Linked DNA regions of Homo sapiens: region 2 is linked to region 1. Evidence: read pairs that join two places in POLR2A ChIA-PET (ENCODE). Cell type or tissue: OCI-LY7. All regions are shown on one strand. Links, peaks and the distances in the headings refer to the core of each region. The heading gives the core; the rest is flanking DNA. Region 1 has its middle 25 kb from the start of H3-5. Region 2 overlaps RESF1 (retroelement silencing factor 1).

Region 1 (12,157 bases), core at 1,751-9,750:
TTAGCAGGTCAGATTGCCCCTGGCTTACAGAAGCATTCATTGTGAAACCCCTGATTGATGAGTTGCAGCTGCCCTGTTAGGCATGTGATTTAGCACTTTCTCCCAGAGGCTATGCAGCAAGCATGGACTACACATAGGTAGAGAATGGAAAGGGTGGCTGCCCAGAGGTCAAGTCTTCTGCACACGCTTCAGCCTCACCTCTTGCAGCTGAGCATGCTGTGTGGTGGAGGGGCATGGAAGCTGCACCCAGCATTGCCAGACATCAGAAGGTCTCTGCTGTTTAGCTGTGTGCATTGTTTACCGTGTACCTTTTAAGGCTAAGTAAACTGTGACTTGTGAGTCTTTTTTTTAAAAATCAATTTTGATCTTAGGACTAACAGATATTGAGTAACATGTATAGCAAATAGTCCACTAAATTCCTACACCTGAGTCCTGCCCTTCAATAATTGGATTATTAAAGTTGTTTGTTCAATCACTTACTTGTAGTCAATTCTGTAGGTTAGCTCACCTGTCACTCATTCCAACTCTTATTTCAATTTTCCTTCCTTCTTTAGAGAAGGAGGAAAGCTAAAAACTTCCCTTCTCAGATTTCCTTGTAGCTAGGGGTGGTCCCATGACTCAATTCTGGCTAACAAAATGTAAGCTGAATTTTGCTGGTACTGCCTCTTCCATTTCTTTTTTCCTGCCTGGAACCGGTGAGGATGCCTGAGGCTCAGCAGTCATTGCTAAGCATGGTAGTGATCAGGACACTAGGGGTCAGTTTCCTTGCTGGCATTGTTGAGGCCATCACAATCAGCCTTGAGCTTCCCGTTCCCAGATTTCCTGCTATAGGAGACAGAGAGATCCCTTACTTGTTTAAGCGGTCAAGTGCAATTCTAACGGATATATTTATAAATTCAATTTCCACGTGTGGTAGGAAGAATAAAGGTCCCCTAAACATGTTCGTGTCCTAATCCTTGTGACCTGCAAATATGTTAACTTACATGGCAAGAGGGATTTTGCAGGTGTGACTAAATTAAGGCCCTCAAGGTAGGAAGAGTATCCTTGATCCTCCAGGCAGGCTCAAGGTAATTGTAAAGGTCCTTACAACTGAAAGAGGGAGGACGAAGGGGTTGTCAGAGAAAGAGATATGACAACAGAAGTAGGGTCAGAGAAACGTTTGTTGCTCGCTTTGAAGAAGGAGAAAAGGGGCTGTGAGCCAAGGAATGTGGGTAACCTCTAGAAGCTGGAAAAAGAAAGGAAACAGATTCTTCCCTAGAGCCTCAAGAAGGAATTCAGCTCTTCCAGTATCTTGGTTTTTAGTCTAGTGAGACCTGTGTCAGATTTCTAATATACTGAATCATAAGATGATAAATTTGTATTGTGTTAAGTGACTAAATTTGTGGTAATTTGTTACAGCGGAAGAGAAAATTAATACACTATATTATGACCTTTTAATATAAAATTATGATAGGTCAAAAGAAATTAAAATTTTCAGTGCAAGATTCCTCTAGTTTTTAAAATCAAGACCAAGCAAAAAAAGATGGAACTTTTTTTTTTTTTTTTTTTTTTTGAGATGGAGTCTCACTCTGTTGCCCAGGCTGGAGTGCAGTGGTGCTATCTCAGCTCACTGCAAGCTCCACCTCCCGGGTTCACGCCATTCTCCTGCCTCAGCCTCCCAAGTAGCTGGGACTACAGGCGCCTACCACCACACCTGGCTAATTTTTTTGTGTTTTTAGTAGAGATGGGGTTTCACTGTGTTAGCCAGGATGGTCTCGATCTCCTGACCTCATGATCCGCCCACCTTGGCCTCCCAAAGTGCTGGGATTATAGGCGTGAGCCACCGCGACCGGCCTTCGTTTTTAGAATTTAAAAAAAATCCCCACAAACCTAGAAAAAGACTGATTTTTTTTTTTTTTAAACAGAGTCTCACTCTGTCACCTAGGCTGGAGTACAGTGGCGTGATCTGGGCTCACTGCAACCTCCGCCTCCTGGGTTCAAGCGATTCTCCTGCTTCAGCCTCCCGAGTTGCTGGGACTACAGGCATGTACCACCATGCCCAGGTAATTTTAGTATTTTTTGGTAGAGACGGGGTTTCACCATGTTGGCCAGGCTGGTTTTGAACTCGTGACCTCAGGTGATCCACCCGCCACAGCCTCCCAAAGTACTGGGATTACAGGTGTGAGCCACTGTGCCCAGCCGAGACTGAAATTTTTATAGCATGGTACCAACTAAACACCAATGCTTGTTTTAAACCTGTTGTAATTGATCAGTGATAGCTCCTTCAGCAAACACATCTAGGTAACAGAAAATGAACTTCTGTAACCCATGCTTTTATGACTGATTTTCCAAACTACTCCTGCCTCAGTAACCAATACACCCCATAACAAACCCTTCCCATAAAGCCTATATGTTTTTTGAGACGGAGTCTCGCTCTGTTGCCCAGGCTGGAGTGCAGTGGTGCAATCTCGGCTCACTGCAAGCTCTACCTCCTGGGTTCACGCCATTCTCCTGCCTCAGCCTCCTGAGTAGCTGGGACTACAGGTGCCCGCCACCAGACTCAGTTAATTTTTTTGTATTTTTAGTAGAGATGGGGTTTCACCGTGTTAGCCAGGATGGTATCGATCTCCTGACCTCATGATCCACCTGCCTCAGCCTCCCAAAGTGCTGGGATTACAGGCATGAGCCACCATACCCAGCCAAAGCCTGTATTTTCTTTGTTCAACAAGACTAATCAGCATAGCTTTGGGTTGGTGATCTCATCCTTTGATATACTGTATATTTTTCCTAAACAAAGGGAGACTTCATTTAACAAGGGTCAAGGCAAATACAGAATATCTAGTAGATAAAAGCAGAGTACCAAGTTTTGTACTATTCAATGAAGGGAGGTAGGAAAGTGGTATATGATAATTTGTTTTAATTATGTGAAGAAATAACTTTATGTATTGGTTTGAAACTCTTGATTTTTTCCTATGTTTTTATTTGAAAAACAAAAATGCTAAAAATGAATAAAATCCTTCATGATCCCACCATCTTCATATTTGAAATATTTAAAAAAGTAAAAGTCTTCCCCTTGTCTCCTTTCTAGCAATCCCATCCAACAGATGTAATTGCTATTAATAATTCTAGCCAGGCGTGGTGGCACACACCTGTAGTCCCAGCTACTGAGGAGGCTGAGGCAGGAGAATTGCTTAAACCCAGAAGGTGGAGGCTGCAGGGAGCTGACATTGCACCACTGCACCCCAGCCTGGTCGACAGAGTGAGACCCTGTCTCAAAAAAATAAAATAAAAATAAAAAGTTGTGTGTATCCTTTCAGATGTATACTTAGGCACGGGGTGTTATAATAAATCTATTTTAACCAACTGCCATAGTTGCTGGGGCCTTTAGAACCTATTTTATGTAATTGGATATAGTTTAGTAACTTCAGCATGCTTGTGAGCTTCTTGAGAACAGCAGCCAGGATACACTAATCTCTGTATAACAGATAATATTAAATAATAGGTTTCCAGCAAATACTGACTAATTGAATTAAGAATTAGGAATTTCTCTAATAAGATCCCACTTAATCTCTGGTATAAGAATACAATTTGTGGTCCTAAAGAGATGTGGGTTCAGATACTGGATCCAACTGTAGTAGCCTCTCTGGCATCTGAATGTTTAAAGTTCTGGGACAGCCTTGCTCAAAGAATAGTCAGCTGGTGGTCTATCAAGTAGTCAAGAGAGTTTGGCCATTTCAGAGGAAAAAAATAAAGAAGTATAATAATTTTGTTCAAATACATTTTATCAATGTGAAATTAAGATTAAGAATTATTTTTGGCTGGGTGCGGTGGCTCATGCCTGTAATCCCAGCACTTTGGGAGGCCGAGGTGGGTGGATCACGAGGTCAGGAGACCAAGACCATCCTGGCTAACACAGTGAAACCCCATCTCTACTAAAAATACAAAAAATTAGCTGAGCGTGGTGGTGGGTACCTGTAGTCCCAGCTACTCGGGAGGCTGAGGCAGGAGAATGGTGTGAACCTGGGAGGTGGAGCTTGCAGTGAGCTAAGATCACACCACTGCACTCCAACAGAGTGAGACTCCATCTCAAAAAAAATTTTTTTTACAGAAATTCTGCTATATTTTCAGTGTATCATTTATTTTTATTTTTTTGAGACAGGGTCTCACTCTTGCCCAGGCTGGAGTACAGTGGTGAGATCATGGTTCACTGCAGCCTTGACCTCCCAAGTTCACTCTATCCTCTCACCTCAGCCTCCTGAATACCTGGAACCTCAGGAGTGTGCCACCATGCCCTGCTAATTTTAAAATTTTTTGTAGAGATAGGATCTTACCATGTTGTCCAGGGTTGTCTTGAACTCCTGGGCTAGAGCAATCCTCCCCTCTTGGCCTCCCAAAGTGTGGGATTACAAGTGTGAGCCACTGTACCCGGTCCATTATTTACTTTTAAATTAGATGTGACTTTCATAAGACTCAAAATTGAAAAAGGTTAAAGATAAACAGTATAAGGTCTCCCCCTAACCACATCCCCTAAGCCAGTATTGATCAGCATGTGTATCCCCTTACAGAGATATTTTACAGTATACAAGAAAACACACACACATACACAAATACACACACATTTTGCCCCCCGCCTTTTTTTTTTTTTTTTTGAGACGGAGTCTTGCTTTGTCACCCAGGCTGGAGTGCAGTGGCACGATCTCAGCTCACTGCAACCTCCACCTCCTGGGTTCACGCCATTCTCCTGCCTCAGCCTCCCGAGTAGCTGGGACCACAGGTGCATGCCACCATGCCTGGCTAATTTTTTGTATTTTTAGTAGAGATGGGGTTTCACCGTGTCAGCCAGGATGGTCTTGATCTCCTGACCTCGTGATCTGCCCGTCTTGGCCTGCCAAAGTGCTAGGATTACAGGCATGAGCCACCACACCCGGCCCATTTTGCTCTTTTTTACACAAGCAACATAAGCTATACACTTTTCTGCACCTTACTTGTTCCATGAAACAGTATATCTAGGACAATGGTCTCCTACTTTTTTGACACTAGGGACTGGTTTTGTGGAAGACAATTTTCCATGAATCAGGGTGGGGAGGGATGGTTTCAGGATGATTCAAGCGCATTACATTTATTGTGCACTTTATTTCTATCATTATTATATTGTAATATATAATGAAACAATTATACAACTTGCCATAATGTGGAATCAGTGGGAGCCCTGAGCTTGTTTTCCTGCAATAAGATGGTCCCATATGGGGGTGATGGGAGACAGTAACAGATCATCGGGCATTAGATTCTCATAAGGACACTCAACCTAGATTCCTGAATGCTCTGGTCATGATAGGGTTCATGCTCCTATGATAATCTAGTGCCACCGCTGATCTGACAGAAGGTGGAGCTCAGGTGGTAATGTGAGTGATGGGGAGCAGCTGTAAATACAGATGAAGCTCTGCTTGCTTGCTCACTGCTCACCACCTGCTGTGGGGTCCACTTCCTGACAAGCCACAGACCAGTAGGATTGGGGACCCCTGGTCTAGGACTCTCCTCCCTCCCTCCCTCCCTTCCCTTCTCTCTTTCTCTCTCTCTCTCTCATCTAGGACTCTTTCTTTCTCTCTTCCTTTCTTTCTTTCTTGCTTTCACTGTCTCTCATCTAGGACTCTCTCTCTCTCTCATCTAGGACTCTTTCTTTTTTTTCCTTCCTTCCTTCTCTCCTTCCTTCCTTCTCTCTCCCTCCCTCCCTCCCTCCCTTCCTTCCTTCCTTCCTTCCCTCTCCCTCTCTCCCTCCCTCCCTCCCTCCTTCCTTCCTTCCTTCCTTTCTTCCTTCCTTCCTTCCTTCCTTCTCTCTCTCTTTCTTTCATTTTCTCTCTTTCTCTCTCTTGTCTAGGACTCTCTCTCTCTCTCTCTTTTTTTTTTTTGTTGAGATGGAGTCTTGCTGTTGCTCAGCCTGGAGTGCAATGGTGTGATCTCGGCTCACTGCAATCTCTGCCTCCTGGGTTCAAGTGATTCTCCAGCCTCCGCCTCCCAAGTAGCTGGGATTACAGGCACACACCACCATGCCTGGCTAATTTTTTTTTTTTTTTGGATTTTTAGTAGAGATGGGGTTTCACTATGTTGGCCAGGCTGGTCTCAAATTCCTGACCTCAAGTGATCTGCCCGCCTTGGCCTCCTGAAGTGCTGGGATTACAGGTGTAAGCCACCCACCGCACCCAGCCTCTTTCTCTCCCTCCCCTCCTCTTTCTTTTAATTTTTAGTAGAGGTGGGGTTTTACCATGTTGGCCAGGCTGGTCTTGAATTTCTGACCTCCAGTATTCTGCCTGCCTTAGCCTCCCAAAGTGCTGGGATTACAGGCATGAACCACCATACCTGGCCTAGGACACTTTCCATATCAGTAGACAAAGAACAGCTTCATTCTTTTTCATAGCTGCAGAGAATTCTTGAATGGATACAAAGACTGTTTTCTTAATTACAAAGAAGATTTTAATAAATAGCTTTGTACAAATGTCAATTTAGGCTTTCCTCTTCGTTTTGACTAGTTTTCTATCATTTCCCTTCTTCATCAAACGTACGTTGAATTTTTATTTTTTTCTGTTTGAACTTTCAAATCAGCCTGTCTTTTTTTTAAAAAAATCCTTAGAATTTGGGAGAGGAGTTATTATAAATTAATTTAGAAAGAATTGAAGTTTTATCATGTTGAAGCATCCTATATTATCAAGTTATGCCTTTTTATTTGTTCAAACCTTCTCTTTTTTTGAGACAGTCTGGCTCTGTTGCCCAGACTGGAGTGCAGTGGCACAGGCTTGGCTTACTGCAACATCTGCTTTCTGGTCTGAAGCCATCCTTCCACCTCAGCCTCATGAGTAGCTGGGACTAAAGGCTCAAGCCAGTAACGCCCGGCTAATTTTTGTATTTTTTGTAGAGACAGGGTTTCACCATGTTGGCCAGGCTGGTCCCAAACTTCTGAGCTCAAGTGATCCACCCACGTTGGCCTCCCAAAGTGTTGAGATTACAGGTGTGAGCCACCACGCCTGGCTGCAAACCATCTTTTATTTCCTTTAGTAGCGAGTTTAAAGTTTTCTTCGTTTAGATTTTGCACATTTATTGTTAGATTATTCCCAGAAATTATTTTTCTGTTGCTATTGTAAATAGATGTTTTTGAACTGCTTATTGTTTGTATATATGAAAATGATTGATTTTGACTGTTAATGTCATGCTAGTCCACCTGAATTCTCTTATGATCTATAAAATTTTGTGTTTTTCTCTCAGGTTTTTCCATGTATATAATCCTATCATCTAGAAATAATTTATAAAATTACCACATCCTTTCCCTGTAAAACCATTTTTTCCCTTTTCTAAAAGTTTAATTCTGTTATAATAAACTTAAAACTTAACCATATTTTTGAGATATAATTCAAGCACAAATAAATTTCACCATTTTAAAGTGTGTAGGTCAGTGATTTTTAGTGTAGTCACAAGGTTGTACAACCATCACCACTAGTTTCAAAACATTTTTATCATCCCAAAGTGAAACTCCGTAGCCATTATTAGTCACTCCTCATCCTTCCTTCCCCCTAAGCTCTGGCAGCCACTAGTCTATAGTTTGTCTCTGTGGATTTACCTATTTTGGACATTTCCTATAAAAAGGGAAGCTTTTTGTATATAGCTTCTTTCAGTGAGTACAATGTTTTTGAGGTTCATCTATGTTTTAGCATCTTTCATACTTCATTCCTTTTTATGACTAAATAATACTCGATTTTATGGATATACCACATTTTGTTTATCCATTCATCAGTTGATTAACATTTCAGTTGTTTCCTTTTTTTGCTATCTTATATGAACATATGTTTTCAATTCCCTAAGGTACGTACCAAGGAGTGAAATTGCTCATCATATTAGTAATTCTAGGTTTAAGTTTTTTTTTTGTTTGTTTTTGAGACGGAGTCTCCCTCTGTTGCCCAGGCTGGAATGCAGTGGCGCGATCTCGGCTCACTGCAAGCTCCACCTCCTGGTTTCTCGCCATTCTCCCGCCTCAGCCTTCCAAGTAGCTGGGACTACAGGTGCCTGCCACCACGCCCAGCTAATTTGGTTTCTGTATTTTTAGTAGAGATGGGGTTTCACCGTGTGGCCTCATGATCCACCTGCCTCAGCCTCCCGAAGTGCTGGGATTACAGGCGTGAGCCACCACACCCGGCCTCTAGGTTTACCTTTTAAAGGAACTCCCAAACTGTTTTTTTACTACCATTTCATATTTCTACCAGCAATTTCCATGGGTTCCTATTTCTCCACAACCTCATCAACACCTGTAATTGTTTTAAAAAATTATTATACGGCTGGGCCCAGTGGCTCACACTTGTAATCTCAGCACTTTGGGAGGCTAAGGCGGGTAGATCGCTTGAGGTTGGGAGTTTGAGACCAGATCGGCCAACATGGTGAAATCCTGTCTCTACTAAAAATTTAAAAAATAGCTGGGCATCGTGGCACATGCCTGTAGTTCCAGCTATTCAGGAGGCTGAGGCATGAGAATTGCTTGAACCCGGGAGGCGGAGGTTGCAGTGAGCTGAGATGGGATCACACCACTGCACTCCAGCCTGGGCTACAGAGTGAGACTCCATCTCAAAAAAAAAAAATTAAAAGTTAAAAAAATTAGAGTAGCCATCATAGTGGGTATGACTTAGTATCTCCTAGTTTTGATTTGTAATTCCCTAATGATTAGCAGCATTGAGCATCTTTTCATATGCTTATTGGTCATTTGTTGTCTTCTTTGAAGAAATGCCTATTCAAATCCTTTGTCTTGGCCTGTGGATGGCTCATGCCTGTAATCCTTGCACTTTAGGAGGCCGAGGCAGGCAGATCACTTGAGGTCAGGAGTTCAAGACCAGCCTGGCCAATGTGGGGAAACCCCGTCTCTACTAAAAATAAAAAATAAAAAATAAATTAGCTGGGCGTGGTGGCGGGCGCCTGTAATTCCAGCTACTCTGGAGGCTGAGGCAGGAGAATCACTTGAACCTAGGAGACGGAGGTTGCAGTGAGTGGAGATTGCGCCACTGTACTCCAGCTTGGGGGACAGAGCAAGACTTCATCTCAAAAAAAAAAAAAAAATCCTTTGTCAATTTTTTAGTTGGGTTGTCTTTTATTGCTGAATTGTTAGAGTTTTTTATATATTCTAGATACAAGTTCTTTTTTTTTGAGACGGAGTCTTACTCTGTCCCCCAGGCTGGAGTGCAGTGGCACGATCTTGGCTCACTGCAAGCTCCGCCTCCCGGGTTCACGCCATTCTCCTGCCTCAGCCTCCCGAGTAGCTGGGACTACAGGCATGCGCCACCACGCCCGGCTAATTTTTTGTATTCATAATAGAGACGGGGTTTCACGGTGTTAGCCAGGCTTGTCTCTATCTCCTGACCTTGTGATCCACCTGCCTCGGCCTCCCAAAGTGCTGGGATTACAGGCGTGAGCCACCATGCCCGGCCAATTCAAGTTCTTTACTAGAATGACTTGCAAATATTTTATCCTTTTCTATAGGTTGTCTTTTCAGTTTCTGGATAATGTCCTTTGTAGCACTAAAGTGTTTAATTTTGGAGTAGATCAATTTTTCTATTTTTTTCTTTTATAGTTTGTGTTTTTGGTGCCATAACTAAAAAAACATTACCTAATCCAAGGTCACAGGGATTTACATCTATGTTTTCTTCTAAGAGTTTATAATTTTAGCTCTTATGTTTAGGTCCTGATCCATTTTGAGTTAATTTTTGTATATAGTGTATGGTACTCAGGTGCCAAATTCATTATTTTGTATGTAGATATCTAGTTGTTCAGAACCATTTGTTGAAAGATTATTCTTTCCTCCATTGAACTGTCTTGGCAGCCTTGTTGAAAATCAATTGATGCAAGAGTCTGGGTTTATTTCTGGACTCTCAATTCATTGTCCTCAACTACATGTCTATTCTTATGCCCATACTACAGTCTTGATATTATAGCTTTAAGCAAAGTTTTGAAATGGGGAGGTGTGAGTCTTTCAATTTTTAACTTTTTCAAGATTGTTTTGGTTATTCAGGGCCCCTTGCAGTTCTATATGTATTTGAGGATCAGCTTTTACATTTCTGAAAAAATTAAAAATGCTGTTGGAATTTTGACAGGGATTGTGTTGAGTCTGCAGATTAATTTAAGAAGTACTGATATCTTAACAATATTAGATATTCCAATCCATGAAAACAGATGTTGTTTCAACTAGTCTTCTTTCTTTTTCTCTTTTTCTTGCTTCTCTTTTTGGTTTTCAGTAGGATCTTGCTCTGTCACCCAGGCTGGAGTACAGTGGCGCGATCATAGCTAACTACAAACTCAAACTCCTGATCCTCCTGCCTCAGCCTCCTGAGTCATCTCTTTCAATGATCTCTTTTTCAGTATGAGTCATCCATTTCTTTTGTTTGTTTGTTTCTTTTTTTTTTTTTTTTTGAGACGGAGTCTCACACTGTTGCCTGGGCTGGAGGGCAATGGCACGATCTCAGCTCACTGCAACCTCCACCTCCCGGGTTCAAGCAATTCTCCTGCCTCAGCCTCCCGAGTAGCTGGGATTACAGGTGCCCGCCACCACACCCAGCTAATTTTTTTGTATTTTTAGTAGAGATGAGGTTTCACTATGTTGGCCAGGCTGGTCTCGAACTCCTGACCTCATGATCTGCCTGCCTCGGCCTCCCAAAGTGCTGGGATTACAGGTGTGAGCCACCTTGCCTGGCTGAGTCATCCACTTCTTTTGTTAAATTTGTTGCAAAGTATTTTATTATATTTGATGGTATTATAAATGGAATTATTTTCTTAATTTTATTTTTGGATTGTTCATTGTTACTTTATAGAAATACAACTGATTTTTGTATATTGATCTTGCATTGTTGCACCATTCTGAGCTTGTTTATTAGCCCTAATGGATTTTTTGTGAATTGTTTAGGGATTTTTATCTCATCTGCAAAAAAAGATAGTTGTCCCTCCTCTTTTCCAACCTAGATGCCTTTTATTTTATTTTCTTGCCTAATTGCCTTGGCTAGAACTTCCAGTTCAATTTTGAATGCAAGTGATGACAGCAGGCATTGTTGTCTTGTTTCCAATAACTTTTAACTTCTAATTTTCCCCCAAATATAAAGATAAACACATTAGATAGAAAAATATTACTGATAATAGTAGTCATCATTATTTAAAATCTTTTGTTAATGGGAGTACTTCTAATATTTTCCTTTGAACATAAGCTGTCTTGAGGTTAAAATAGATTCATATTAAGGAAATGTCTTCTATTCTTTTTTTTTATTTTTCAAATTTAATTAAAAAAATTTTTTATTTCCTCATTCTTGCTGTCAACTTATATTCTTATTCTTTTATGATCATTTTTGATTGAAAAGTAGATGGGCCAGGCACTGTGGTTCACATCTATAATCCCAGCATTTTGGGAGGCCGAGGCAGATGGATCACTTGAGGTCAGGAGTTCGAGACCAGCCTGGCCAACATGGTGAAACCCCATCTCCATTAAAAATACAAAAATTAGCAAGGCATGGTGATGCATGCCTATAATCCCAGCTACTTGGGACACTGAGGCAGGAGAATCACTTGAACCCAAGAGGCTGAGGTTGCAGTGAGCTGAGCTGAGATCGCACCACTGCACTCTAGCCTGGGTGAAAAAGCGAGACTCTGTCTAAATAAATAAATAAATAAATAAATAAATAAATGTTAAAAGGTTTTTTTTTTGTTTTTTTTTTTTGAGATGGAATCTCACTCTGTCGCTCAGGCTGGAGTGCAGTGGTGTGATCTCAGCTCACTGCAACCTCCACCTTCCAGGTTCACGTCATTCTCCTGCCTCAGCCTCCAGAGTAGCTGGGACTACAGGTGCCTGCCACCACGCCTGGCTAATTTTTTGTATTTTCAGTAGAGACAGGGTTTCACTGTGTTAGCCAGGATGGTCTCAATCTCCTGATCTCATGATCTGCCCACCTTGGCCTCCCAAAAGCTTTTAATCAAATTATTTTTCAAAGTCTGTTGAGTTGATTGTCCTTGGGTCTCTTTATAAAATAGATTTCCTAATAATTTATTATCCTTGTATTTCTGAAATAATCCCCATTTTTGTCCTTTCATTCTTGTAAGGTATTACAGGATTCTTTTTCCTAGTACCTAGTATTATTTCATCAATACATATAAATGAGATTAGTGCTCAGGT
Region 2 (12,157 bases), core at 1,428-9,427, 220 kb before region 1:
ATAGTTTCCTGTTTCTTGAGACCATTTCAGTGTTACATTAGCTTCAGTGTCCTTTTTTCATAATGACCCATCACCTATTGAAAATATGTTGAGGCTGGGTATGGTGGTTCACGCCTGTAATCCCAGCACTCTGGGAGGCCAAGGCAAGCAGATCACATGAAGCCAGTTCAAGACCAGCCTGGCCAACATGGCGAAACCCTGTTTTGACTAAAAATACAAAAATTAGCTGGGCAGAGGTTGCAGTGAGCCGATATCACACGACTGCACTCCAGCCTGGGTGACAGAGCGAGACTGTCTCAAAAAACAAACAAACAAACAAACAAACAGAATTGCTGTATGGGTATGCGAAATACACTTTCTACTGAATGTGTATCACTTTCATACCATCACAGTCAAGAAATCCTAAGTCAAACCACTGCCAAGTCAGGGACTATCTGTACATTTCATTCCTGCTGCAGCTATTTTCTTCTGAATAATGGGGTCTTGTTTTGTCTTTTTCTACCTGAATGGGTGGAGTATTCTGTCCTGTTAGTTCTTTAGATCTGCTGCAGTCTTCCACTTTTTCGTTTGCTTTCTTTCAGAATTAGTAACACTGAAGCCCCAGATGGGTCTCTAAGTTGCTTTCCAAGAAATTCTTGTCATTTCCTCTTCATCTCTTTACCCTAACTTAGGACTTCAAGTTTGCTGCAACCTTTGCTACTGAATTTAGACATCTGTTTCTCCTGTGGGTTTTTTTTTTTTTGAGACAGGGTCTTGGCTCTGTTGCCCAGGCTGGAGTGCAGTGCTGCATCAGGGCTTATTGCAGCCTCAACTCCTGGGCTCAGGTGATCCTCCTTCCTCAGTCTGCCAAGCAGCTGGGACCACAGGTGCGCACCACTATGCCCAGCTAATTTTTTAAAAAGTTATTTGTAGAGATGGGATCTCCTGATGTTGCCGAAGCTGGTCTCAAACTCCTGGGCTCAAGCCATCCTCCGGCCTTGACCTCCCAAGTGCTGGGATGACACACATGGGCCCCACACCAGGCCAGATGTATGTTTCTTTATAGCAGATTGGGAGTTCATGGCATTTTTCTCTCACTTCATAGTTGGTTCACTGTTCTCCAGCCTCTTTGTCTAAGGTATATAATTCACTATTTCCCAGAGATCCCTTCTCCAGAACCAGCTTCACTCGCCCCTAATAGGCATTTAAAAAATGCCCATGTGGCCGGGCGCAGTGGCTCACACCTGTAATCCCAGCACTTTGGCAGGCTGAGGTGGGTGGATCACTGAGGTTGGAGTTCAAGATCAGCCTGGACAACATGGTGAAACTCTGTCTCTGCTAAAAATACAACAATCAGCCAGGTGAGGTGGTTCACGCTACTCAGGAGGCTGAGGCCGAGGCAGGAGAATCGCTTGAACCCAGGAACCAGAGGTTGCAGTGAGCCTAGGTCGCACCACTGCACTCCAGCCTGGGCGACACAGCGAGACTGTCTAAAAAATAAAATAAATAAATAAATAAAAATAAGTAAATAAAAATGCCCATGTAGCCATCACCTGAGATTTTTTTCTCCTCCCTTAGGTCTCACCTATTTGCGTCTTGTTGTGCCATGACAAAGCTGTATGACTTGTCTCCTGGACTGTCTCACCCAGCTTTGCCTTAGTGTACCTGGTTTGTGTTTTTCTTTCATCATGATTCTGAGTATTTCAGCCTCACATTCACCGTGCAGTGCTCATCCTGCTGTGCTGTCTGCACATGTCATTCAACTCATGCCTATCTCTGAAGCCTCTGGTCAATCTGTGTATCTGTCTTTTGAGTGTTTTCAGCTTCAGATTCCAAACATGCCTCTCGCTTTCTCTTTGAGATAATCATGTCTCTCCTGTTTCCAAGGAGCTTTTTTCTTACTCCAATCTTCGTACCCATTTGTATCTTTCGCATTTTTGGCTTTCTGCCTTCCAACCCGAGAGGCATTGTTTTCCCACTGTCAGGCCTCTCACTGCTCTTCATTCCCTCCTCTTTAGGTTATTTGTCCTGTTCTGATTAAGAGTATATTTCTTCATTGATGCAAGTTTTTCCCATATGCATGTTTCAATGCTAACTGACTTTTTTTTTGAGACAGAGTTTTGCTCTGTCGCCCAAGCTGGAGTGCAGTGGTCCGATCTCAGCTCACTGGAACCTCCGCCTCACAGGTTCAAGTGATTCTCCCGTCTCAGCCTACTGAATAGCTGGTATTACAGGCATGTGCCACTACACCTGACTAATTTTTATATTTTTAGTAGGCATGGGGTTTCATAATGTTGGCCAGGCTGGTCTCGAACCTCTGACCTCAGGCGATCTGCCTGCCTCGGCCTCCCAAAGTGCTGGTATTACAGGCGTGAGCCACCTCGCCCGGCCTCTACTCAATTTTTACACGCCTGCTTCTAAGTATTTGTTTGAAGCTCTCTTCACAACCGTTGTCAATTCCTTTTATAAAATGTGCTTCTTATTGTTTCTCTTGGTGAGTTTCTGCTGCTCTCCATTTTTGAGGCTCTGAACCCCTCTTTGCCTATTTTTTTTTTTTTTTTTTTGAGACAAGACTCTCTCTCTGTCACCCAGGCTGGAGTGCAGTGGCGACATATTGGCTCATGGCAAGCTCCGCCTCCTGGGTTCATGCCATTCTCTTGCCTCAGCCTCCCGAGTAGCTGGGACTACAGGTGCCCGCCACCACACTCGGCTTATTTTTTATATTTTCAGTAGAGACAGGGTTTCACCGTGTTAGCCAGGATGGTCTCAATCTCCTGACCTCATGATCCGCCTGCCTCGGCCTCCCAAAGTGCTGAGATTACAGGTGTGAGCCACCGTGCCCAGCCCCCTCTTTGCCCATTTAATGAACCAAAACTAAGACAAAAACTCTTGAGCTCTAGCTTTTAGTTTTCAAAGCCAAACCCTAACAACAAGGTACTTTCACTCCACTAATTAAATCATATATTCGGGTGGACACGGTGGCTCATGCTTGTAATCCCAGCATTTTGGGAGGCCGAGGCAGGTGGATCACCTGAGTTCAGGAGTTTGAGACCAGCCTGGCCAACATAGTGAGAGAAATCCAGTCTCTACTAAAAATACAAAAATAAGCCAGGCGTGGTAGTGTGCTTGTAGTCCCAGCTACTCAGGAGGCTGAGGCAGAAGAATTGCTTGAACCTGGAATGCAGAGGTTGCAGCAAGGCCGAGATCGTGCCACTGTACTCCAGCCTGGGAGACAGAGCAAGATGCCGTCTCAAAAAAAAAATCAAATACTCAAAGCTCTACTTTTTCTAGTTGGTCCTCAGCCCAAATCCCTTCCCAGCAAATAACACAGCTAGGACCGGTCTCATTATTAAAATACAGTCATCCCTGGGTATTGAAGAGGGACTGATTCCAGGACACTTCTGCAGCATCCACCCAAATAGATACCAAAATCTGGGGATGCTTAAGTTCCTTATGTAAAATGGCATAGTATATTGTATATAACCTAAAGCATACCCCCCACACATACCTTAAATAATTTCTAGATTACTTTTAATACCTAATACAATGTAAATGCTATGTAAACAGTTGTTATACTATATTGTCTTTTAAGTTTCTATTTTTATGGTTGTATTAATTTTTTTCCCAAATATTTTGGATCCACAGTTGCTTGAATCCACAGATACGGAACACGCAGATACGGAGGGCTGACTATACCTCAACCACACTTAATGGACTTTGAAAAGAGGGGACCAGATTCAAGTCCCTATTCAGTCACTAGCAATGAAACTTAAGTCAAATGATGTAACCTCTCATCTATAAAATGGAAATATCCTTGCCTAAATTGTATTGAAGATTAATCAAATTAACATGTAAATAATTGAATCCAGGGTCTGGCAAACTAAGTCCAGCCTGCTGCCTATTTTGGTAGATAAAGTTTAATTAGAGGCCAGGCACGGTGTCTCATGTCTGTAATCCCAGCACTTTGGGAGGCCGAGGCAGGTGGATTACCTGATGTCAGGAGTTTGGGACCGGCCTGGCCAACACGGTGAAACCCTGCCTCTACTAAAAATACAAAAATTAGCTGGGCGTGGTGGTATGCAACTGCAGTCCCAGCTACTTGGGAAGCTGAGGGAGAAAATCGCTTGAACCTGGGAGGCAGAGGTTGCAGTGAGCCAAGATGACGCCACTGCACTCCAGCCTGGGTGACAGAGTGAGACTCTGTCTCAAAATAAATAAATAAATAAATAAATAAATAAATAGTTAATCAGAACACAGCTGATACTCATCTACATATTATCTGCAGCCATTTCCCTGAAACAGAGTCAGAGCTGAGTAGTCAGGACAGACACCTTATGACCCAGAAAACCTAAAGTATTTGCTGTCTGGTCCTATACAGGTAAAATATGCAAACCTCTTAGCTAACTCATTGTGATAAGACTTATTTTCCTATTAAAATAAAATAAAGCTCAGCCTTTCATTCCACAGCACGACAACACAAAAATGTCCTCCTACCACTCAAACACAAACACTGAATGACTGAAAAAAAAAAAAGAACATGGATAAAATCATACTTTACAATCATATCATAACCATAATCCAATTTCCATATACCAGATAGGGAGATAAGTGAATGAAGATTTAAAAAGATGACTTTACCTCTCTCTTGGCTGTCTTTCTGTGTCCTTTTCTTTGTAGCAACAAATTTTAACCAGTCTTCTTTTGTACTTTTTATTCCTGAAACTATTTAAATATTCATTTTCAGAACTCTAGATATTGCTAATCATCTCCTTTAGTACTATAACAAAGGAAAATCATGTAAGCTGAAAATAGATTTTGAAAGGCCCTAGATATAACCACATGTAACACAACTCTAAAAAAAGGACTGGAAAAATGATTTCTATTTGAAATGCTTACCTCAATTAAAAAATGAGTTTATCTTTACTATGTAATTATGTTCCCCTCACATGAACTGAAGAGGTTAATACATCTCCAGATATTAAAGGACACATGAGATAGAAAACTACATTGCCCCCACCCACTTCCAATGTTCCCATTATATCCCCACCTCAAATTCCAAGGATCCAAATGAAAGAACCTATTGAAATCACCAATTTTTTACAAAATGAATATATCCCTATCTTCTTTTCCAGGAAAACATATCCTGTTTATGCTATTGTTTTATGAACCCCAACAAATATAGTCAGAAAAGCAGAGCAAAGACTTCAATTTCCATTCAAATCCTTTAGTTTTCCAATCTTTCTCAGCACAATGCTTTACATATAATATCCACTATGTCTAAATGTTCCCTTAGTACCATGAACAACTAGTTATCAATTTTCTCCTTCCTTCCTGCACTACATTGAGAAGTCTACCATTAAGCTACCTAATATTCATAGCTGCCAGCTTGGCTTTAAAGATTTTAAATTATAACACTGGACAATACTGCTTTCAAGGTTCTTCTATCTTATGAGTAGGCTAGATGTTACCATTTTAAATATAGTGATAACACAGCCATCAACTGTTTCAAAGAGGACAATTAGTTGACCCATTTCCATATGAACAAAAAGACTTCAGTATTCATCATTACTTATCCTCTAACATTCAGAACAAAATTTCAAGTTCACAGGGCTTTCAAATTACAAGTCCAAAGGAGAATTAACAAAACCAAGACTCTTACATTACTAGCTACTTGACACTTTTCTGACATTCCCACAAGGAATGTGGAATGTTTTTCACAGTACAGCCTTCTTGGTACTAACTGAAATATTTCTATCTGGCAAGTTTTACATATAGCTCGTCATGACGACCAATTTTCTACAATTTACAATAAGGTGGCAATGAACACAAAACAAATATTGCCCAATGAAACATTGGTTTACCAGGCAAAACAAATACTAGGTAGTGGCATAACACATTAAAGTCTTTCCCAGCAGCCCAAGACAGCATGAGAGGTGCTAGCCCAAATATTGACCTACGACTCTTTACAATATTGTAGACACCACCAAGAAAATCATACTGGACCTTGCAGAGGGGCTTGCTCCTTCCTAGGATGAGGCTTTACATCCTTCCGTTCTTCCACAGAGTTTGTATTCTTTAGTAAGATATCTGGACATAATTTAAACTCCAGCATGTTTGATTTTTCTGTGTTACCTTTCACCGGTAAAAAGGTCTTATGTTTATTTTCCTGTCTCTTATCTTTATGAAGCTTCCTGGGTGAACTTTCTAATTTGGTGAGAGAAATGCTTTCACGTTCAGTGCATTTAAACCCAACTCTATTCAGATATAATTTCTTTTGATCCTTTACTTGGGGAGGCATTTGGCTGAATTGAGCTTCGTTGCTTATATTGGTTAATTTGTCTAATTTAGTCTTATCAATCCATATTTTATCAGGCTGCTTCCCACCAACTTTTTCTTTAACATTCCTTAGAATGTTGTATGTTTTAGACTCCTGAGAATGGTGGATTTTGAGGTTTTTACCATGGCTTGTCAAGCCATTTAATGATTCTTTAGAGGTCTGCACGCCGCTGCTGTGTTTCTCATTTGATTTCCCACAACTTTCAACCTGCACGGCAAGTTTACTTGGTCTCATATGTTCAGAATCACATGGCACGTTTTTCACACAGATTTTCTTCGATGCTTTATTACTCAGAGCTTCTTTATGCTTCTGCCTTTGTAAATACTCCTTAGGAGTTAGAATTCTACTAAATTTAGATGAACTCGCTTTCGTGTCTACAGACTTAGTATTTGATACCATCTTTTCTTTAACAATGGCTCTTTCGTTTGGGTTTGACAAAGAGTCACCTAATTTGAATGTAGCTCCCACACTTCCTTTCTGTTCTTGTTTATCATGTTTCTTTTTCTTTACTTCCATATCTAATACGTTCCCTTGGTCTAACTTTCGTTTTTGTTTGAAGCTAACTGATTTGAGTTTCAATTTTATCTTTTCTGGTGATAATGACTGTCCCAAAGAACTATGCTTCTTATACACATCTTTATTTGGCAAAAAAGCTGTTTTTGTTTTTAGTGGACGTGAGTTCTGTGTTACATGTTTCTTCTGTCGGGTTTCCTGAGAAGCTTGTTCATAAGATGCTGTCATTTTATTACTGGAGTGAAAGGTTACCTCGTGAAACCTCAATTTTTTTCTTTTGTGATTTTGCAAGGGATTTAGTTTATCACATTTAGATGAAAACTGACCAGCAACTAATTCTTGTTCTGTCCTTGGTAAGCTTTTATGTTTTGTTTTGGGTGTATCTTTTCTACTGTCGTCTTGTAGTTCAGGAAAATGACTTTTCCCATCTGGAGGAGTCTTTGGATTATTTACAAGGCTCTTAAATTGAACAACAGTGACATCTCTATCAGAAGTTCTCTCTCCTTGTTTACAACTGTTGGTATCCAAAGGAGAACACTGCTCTTTTTGTTTCTCTTCCTCTGAAGATGAGTTCTTGATGGAATTACACTGACACTGGGGTACTCCTTCGTAAACCATGGAGAGCCAGCCCAATGCACAGCAGTGGATATCATCTTTCTCAGAGTCCAGTATCACAGAATCACGACTTTGTCCAGCTGCAGGTGCCTGCAGGTCACACTGGCTAACTACTTCTGTGATGGGCTCTTCTTTCTGAGGTTCTGCCAACTTGTCTACTACATAGGGTTGATCATCCTGTTCAGGAAATATTTCTTTCATTTGCTCTGAGCTTAATATTGTAATTTGTATTTGATCTGCTGGGTCTTTGGAGTCAGAACTGGTTTTATCAGCAGTTTGATCTTCTGAGGTCTGGTATGTAGTTTGCTGGCCCACAGAACCTTCACGTGTATTCACAGCCTCAATGCCATAAGGAAACTCTTTTAGAAGTTCTGACAGCTGGTCATGTAGGTATAAGACAGGTGCCTTATCACTGTGGATTTCATTTCTTGCAGGATCTTGGGGAGTATAGTTGCTGGATGCATCTATTTCCTGAGGGTAAATATCCTCCTGAATAGCAGCTGACGAGCACGTATCGTTAGCTGTGCTTTTTTCAGTGGCATGCTCCAAACTACTTTTCTCTAGAATAACTCTGTTTGTTTCAAGATTGTTAAAAGATGACTCTAAGGGTGGCTCTGACTTTGACTGATCACATATTTTATGTGAAACATCTGTGCACTGTACAGGTTTATCTTTTTGAAAACCAAAGTCTTTATTTTCAGTGGTATTATCTAATTGTTTTTCTGGTTCTCTGCTGCCAATCCCTTGCTGATTGGGTAGAGAAGGTTTCTGTGGCTCAACCATTTTCAAGGGAAGAGAGCTGAATATCTTTGCTATTTGGGAATTGTAAGAGGTATCACCTTCAACCAGAGAACAAATATTGTCAATCTGTAATGTATCACTACTCACAACAGTACTATTCCTTGACTCCTGTGAGATTTGCTGATCGTTCATAGGAGAATGGATAGCTGACTCTAATTTGTTATGCTTTCCTTGATTGACATTAGGTGTGACTTCTGAATTACCATTAGTTGACTCATTCTGCTTTTCCTTCTGAGTTAGTGGAAAAATCTTGGTTGATGTTGCTGTACTTGCTACTGGTCCACTAACATCAACTTTCAAAGCAGCAGTTGCCTTTGCATTTTCTGCCAATTGATTTTGTAAACTACAAACACTGCCTTCTTTAATAACGGGATACACTGTTTCAGGTAACACTGCAGGTGTTATTCCTTTGACAGACAATGTTTTGACCTCTGACAGAACTAACGGTGACACTACAGCTATCTGAAGTTCTGTTCCCTTTGTTATATTTATACCTGAAGACTCATAATTGTGCATTACCATCGACAAAGCTGTCTGCTGTGAGGGATTACTTATTTTATTCTGAGAATTTGAATTTCCCACAACTGAACAAGGACTCTTAACGTGGATGTTAGCAGGCTTTGAAATTCCAACTGCTGTTGTGTTTGTTCTGAGTTTATCACACTCCTTTTCTTTTGCAGTATCTGAAGGTTGCTTTTTCCACAGGGAAAGACAGGTTGCTAGCACTTCCATGGAACAGCTACTGTCACTTTTAGCAGGCATTCCTTTTGTTGAGGATTCTTGTCCACTGCAAAAGGAGTTGTCCAAAACCCTGCCACTTACATTAGAAGTACTTGGAGTTTCCATGTTCTTCAAATTCAGTTGGTTACCAGTCATTTGGGTATTTGGATTCATTTCACAACTGTCTGGTTTAGAATCCTGAATAGTTTGATTAGCATCTTTTAATACTGTCTTCTGAGTCTTACGTGCCTGTGAAAGCAAAGCGAGAAGTAGCATATTTTCATTTTGAATTTTTGATTTATATTCCTCAGTGGACATGGACTTGGGAACAGAAATTGTTTCACAAACTGCTGGTGAATTTTGCTCAACTTTGGTAACATTTTCTGATGAAAGCTGAGTATTCAATACTGCCTGGGTCATCTCAACAGCTGATGTCTTTGAAGTGAGAACTTTCACATCATGAGATGAGTCTGGCATTGGCCGCTTTTCAGAATAGACAGGATTTGGTAAAACAGAATCAACTTGGTTAAACCTTCTGCAATTGACTTCCTGAATGTCAGAATTCAACATACATTGAGTCTTATTTGTTTCTGCAGATTCCACTACTGTTGGTGTTTGTCTCTCTGCATTCTCTGGCATTACTGGAGTTATCTGGGGTCCAGACTGGATTTTGGCAGTTTGTTTTAGAGACAATTTAGAATTCTGAGCTGGTTCACTATAAGAAGTATTAGTCATTTTAATACAACCTGCTGCCATCAAAAGATCTTTATTGATTTTAATTTTCCTTGCAAGTTCTGAAAACTTCTGTTTTATCTCTACTAATGTTTTAATATCCCTTACTAGCTTTTCTTTTGCAACACTTGTGTCCAGTACTTGATTTGAAGTTGGATTGCAAGAATCCATTATTTTCTCTTCATTAGTTTGAGCAAGAGTCTGAACACCATCCACAGAAGATCTAATGGGACTGTTAAAAGGCTGTTTGCTGTTGGTATTTACTTTCAAGTTAGTGAAATTTCCAATTGTGCTGACATTTTCATTAGGGTTTTGCCACTGCTGTTGAAAGCTGGTCCTTATTTCAGATGACAGCATTTCTCGACTCTGAGGAACTTCCATAGACAAGTGTTTAGTAATATGCTGAGTACTTTGCAAAGGCTGGCTTCCATATCTACAGTTGTAAGGAGGAGGAGGAGGTCTTTTGTCAGTTTGCGTGGCATACTGCTGTGATGGTACAGCTGAGGTCTGCCTTGATGGTAAAGTTAATACAGAATTTAGAAGCTGACTATTTTTAACTTGCAATGATGTATGTGGTATAAAGTTTTGTTTTTGAATGGTAGAATCTGGTAAAAAGCTTTGTGGTGAGTAACGGTATAGCTTTGGAGGTGGTCTGTAATCTGGGTAAGTCAGTCCCTTAGATATACACTGTTGTGTCCAATCAACCTGTTGCTCTGAAAAAGACTGGTTAAGTCCCTGATTTCCTTGGTAAGCTACAGGAAGTCGTGTAGAATTAGAAGGGATCATCTGCATTTGCATAGAATAGGTATCTGATGTTATCAGTTGACTCTGTAGTGCCGGCATATTGGGTACGTTAGCTCCAAAATCAGTTTGATGAGATACAGTTGCCCCTATATGAGAATGCACAGGATTCCTCATTGGTGAGTTCAACCATACGTTTTGGGTAACTCCTGAAGACATCTGCAAATTGTGAGTTAGTTGTTTGGGTCCATTAACATTTGCATATGTTATTCTTTCTACTGAAGTGTGTGAGGCCACAACTGTCCCATTATGCATATCAGAAACAGAAATTTGTTGAGGATAATTTTGGATATTCAGCAGTGGCTGTGAAATTGGATTTGAATTACCGGGATACATGCATGCTTCTTGGTTACTTCCAGGATAGCTGAAAGAACTCTGAGATGTTGTGGTAATTTGGTTTATTAAAGACTGGTGCAAAAAAGGTGGCTGGCTTTTAGGATACAGTGGTGGTAATGTAGCACTCTTTGGTTTTTCATTCCAATTCATTGTCGGTTTGATATAGTAGCAGTGTATTACAAGTCAGTTATAAGTCAGTTACAAGTCAGTTGTCTGAATGTCAGGAATCTGTAAGAAATAAAGATATTTTATTAAAATGCTGTTTTGCCTAGATAGAATATCTAAGAAAATTAGTAGCTGACTGTCCATCCTAATTACTGAATCTTCAGAGCAGCCTCATCTTTAATTTGGGAAGAAGAGGAGCAATAGAGGATACAACAATAAATAAGGCAAGTGTCAATGAAATTTCTAACGTGTTTAACAGAAATTCATTCCACACAATGACAGCTAGCTTTTTGTTACATTTAAATGCCAATCACCTTCTGTTTTTACTTATTTTTAACAGACTTTCTTCTAAGTAATCCATGCTAACTGCATTTTTTAAAAAAGCTAACATGACAATAAAAATGAGAATTTAAAAAAAAAGGGAAGTTCAAACATATGGTTAAAAACATTCTCATTGTTCATTCGCAAAGTCTAAACTCCCCAGGGCTATTCAAGGTTACCTTAATGAACTCAGTAAATTTCTGGCATAAGGCCGGGTGCGGTGGCTCATGCCTGTAATCCTAGCACTTTGGGAGGCAGAGGCAGGTGGATCACCTGAGGCCAAGAGTTTGAGACCAGCCTGGCTAACATGCCAAACCCCATCTTTACTAAAAATACAAAAATTAGCGGGGTGTGGTGGTGCACACCTGTAATCCCAGCTACTCAGGAGGCTGATGCACAAGAATCACTTGAACCTGGGAGGTGGAGGATACAGTAAGCCAAGATCACACCACTGCACTCTAGTCTGGGTGACAGAGTGAAGACTCTGTTTCAAAAAAAAAAAAAAAAAAAAGGAAAAGAAAATTTCTGGCATAAGCAAACACTAATTCATAAATATCTTTTGTTATTCATAATGAACTCTGTATGCACATACCTGAGTCTATGCTACTAAGGTGACTTAAAGTGGGGGCCCCTAGATACCATCAGGATACAGCTGGTGGTCACCAGGAAAACCAAGTATTAGACGGTTGGAACTTTTAGTTCTAACCACTGACCTCCATAAAGTGGTGGGGGGAGCTGGAGATTGGACTCTATAAAAAGTCTTGGCTGGGTGTGGTGGCTCATGCCTGTAATCCCAGCAGTCTGTGAGGCTGAGGCAGGAAGATCTCTTGAGCCCAG

What was found. ChIA-PET counts read pairs that join two places held together with the same protein. Peaks named below come from ENCODE experiments on the same cell type or tissue, not always from the same donor. Only the 100,000 strongest peaks of a DNase experiment are listed, where the experiment ranks them.
Region 2: POLR2A ChIA-PET joins it to region 1 with 10 read pairs; 3 of 35 experiments call an interaction of 5 or more read pairs at or near these places.

Annotation. Positions count from the first base shown.
Region 1 is chr12:31,761,470-31,773,626 of GRCh38, reverse strand. No RefSeq gene overlaps it. Among named protein-coding and RNA genes, the nearest start is that of H3-5, 25 kb to the left of the region's middle. RefSeq lists a silencer at 6,697-6,910. In OCI-LY7, for the core only: no CTCF peak of the experiment used is centred there; a DNase peak (open chromatin) is centred at 5,406.
Region 2 is chr12:31,979,783-31,991,939 of GRCh38, reverse strand. RESF1 (retroelement silencing factor 1) reads right to left here. Exons shown (of 6, transcript NM_018169.4): 4 at 5,983-11,062; 5 at 4,618-4,701. The coding sequence starts at 10,984. Among named protein-coding and RNA genes, the nearest start is that of RESF1, 26 kb to the right of the region's middle. In OCI-LY7, for the core only: no CTCF peak of the experiment used is centred there; no DNase peak of the experiment used is centred there.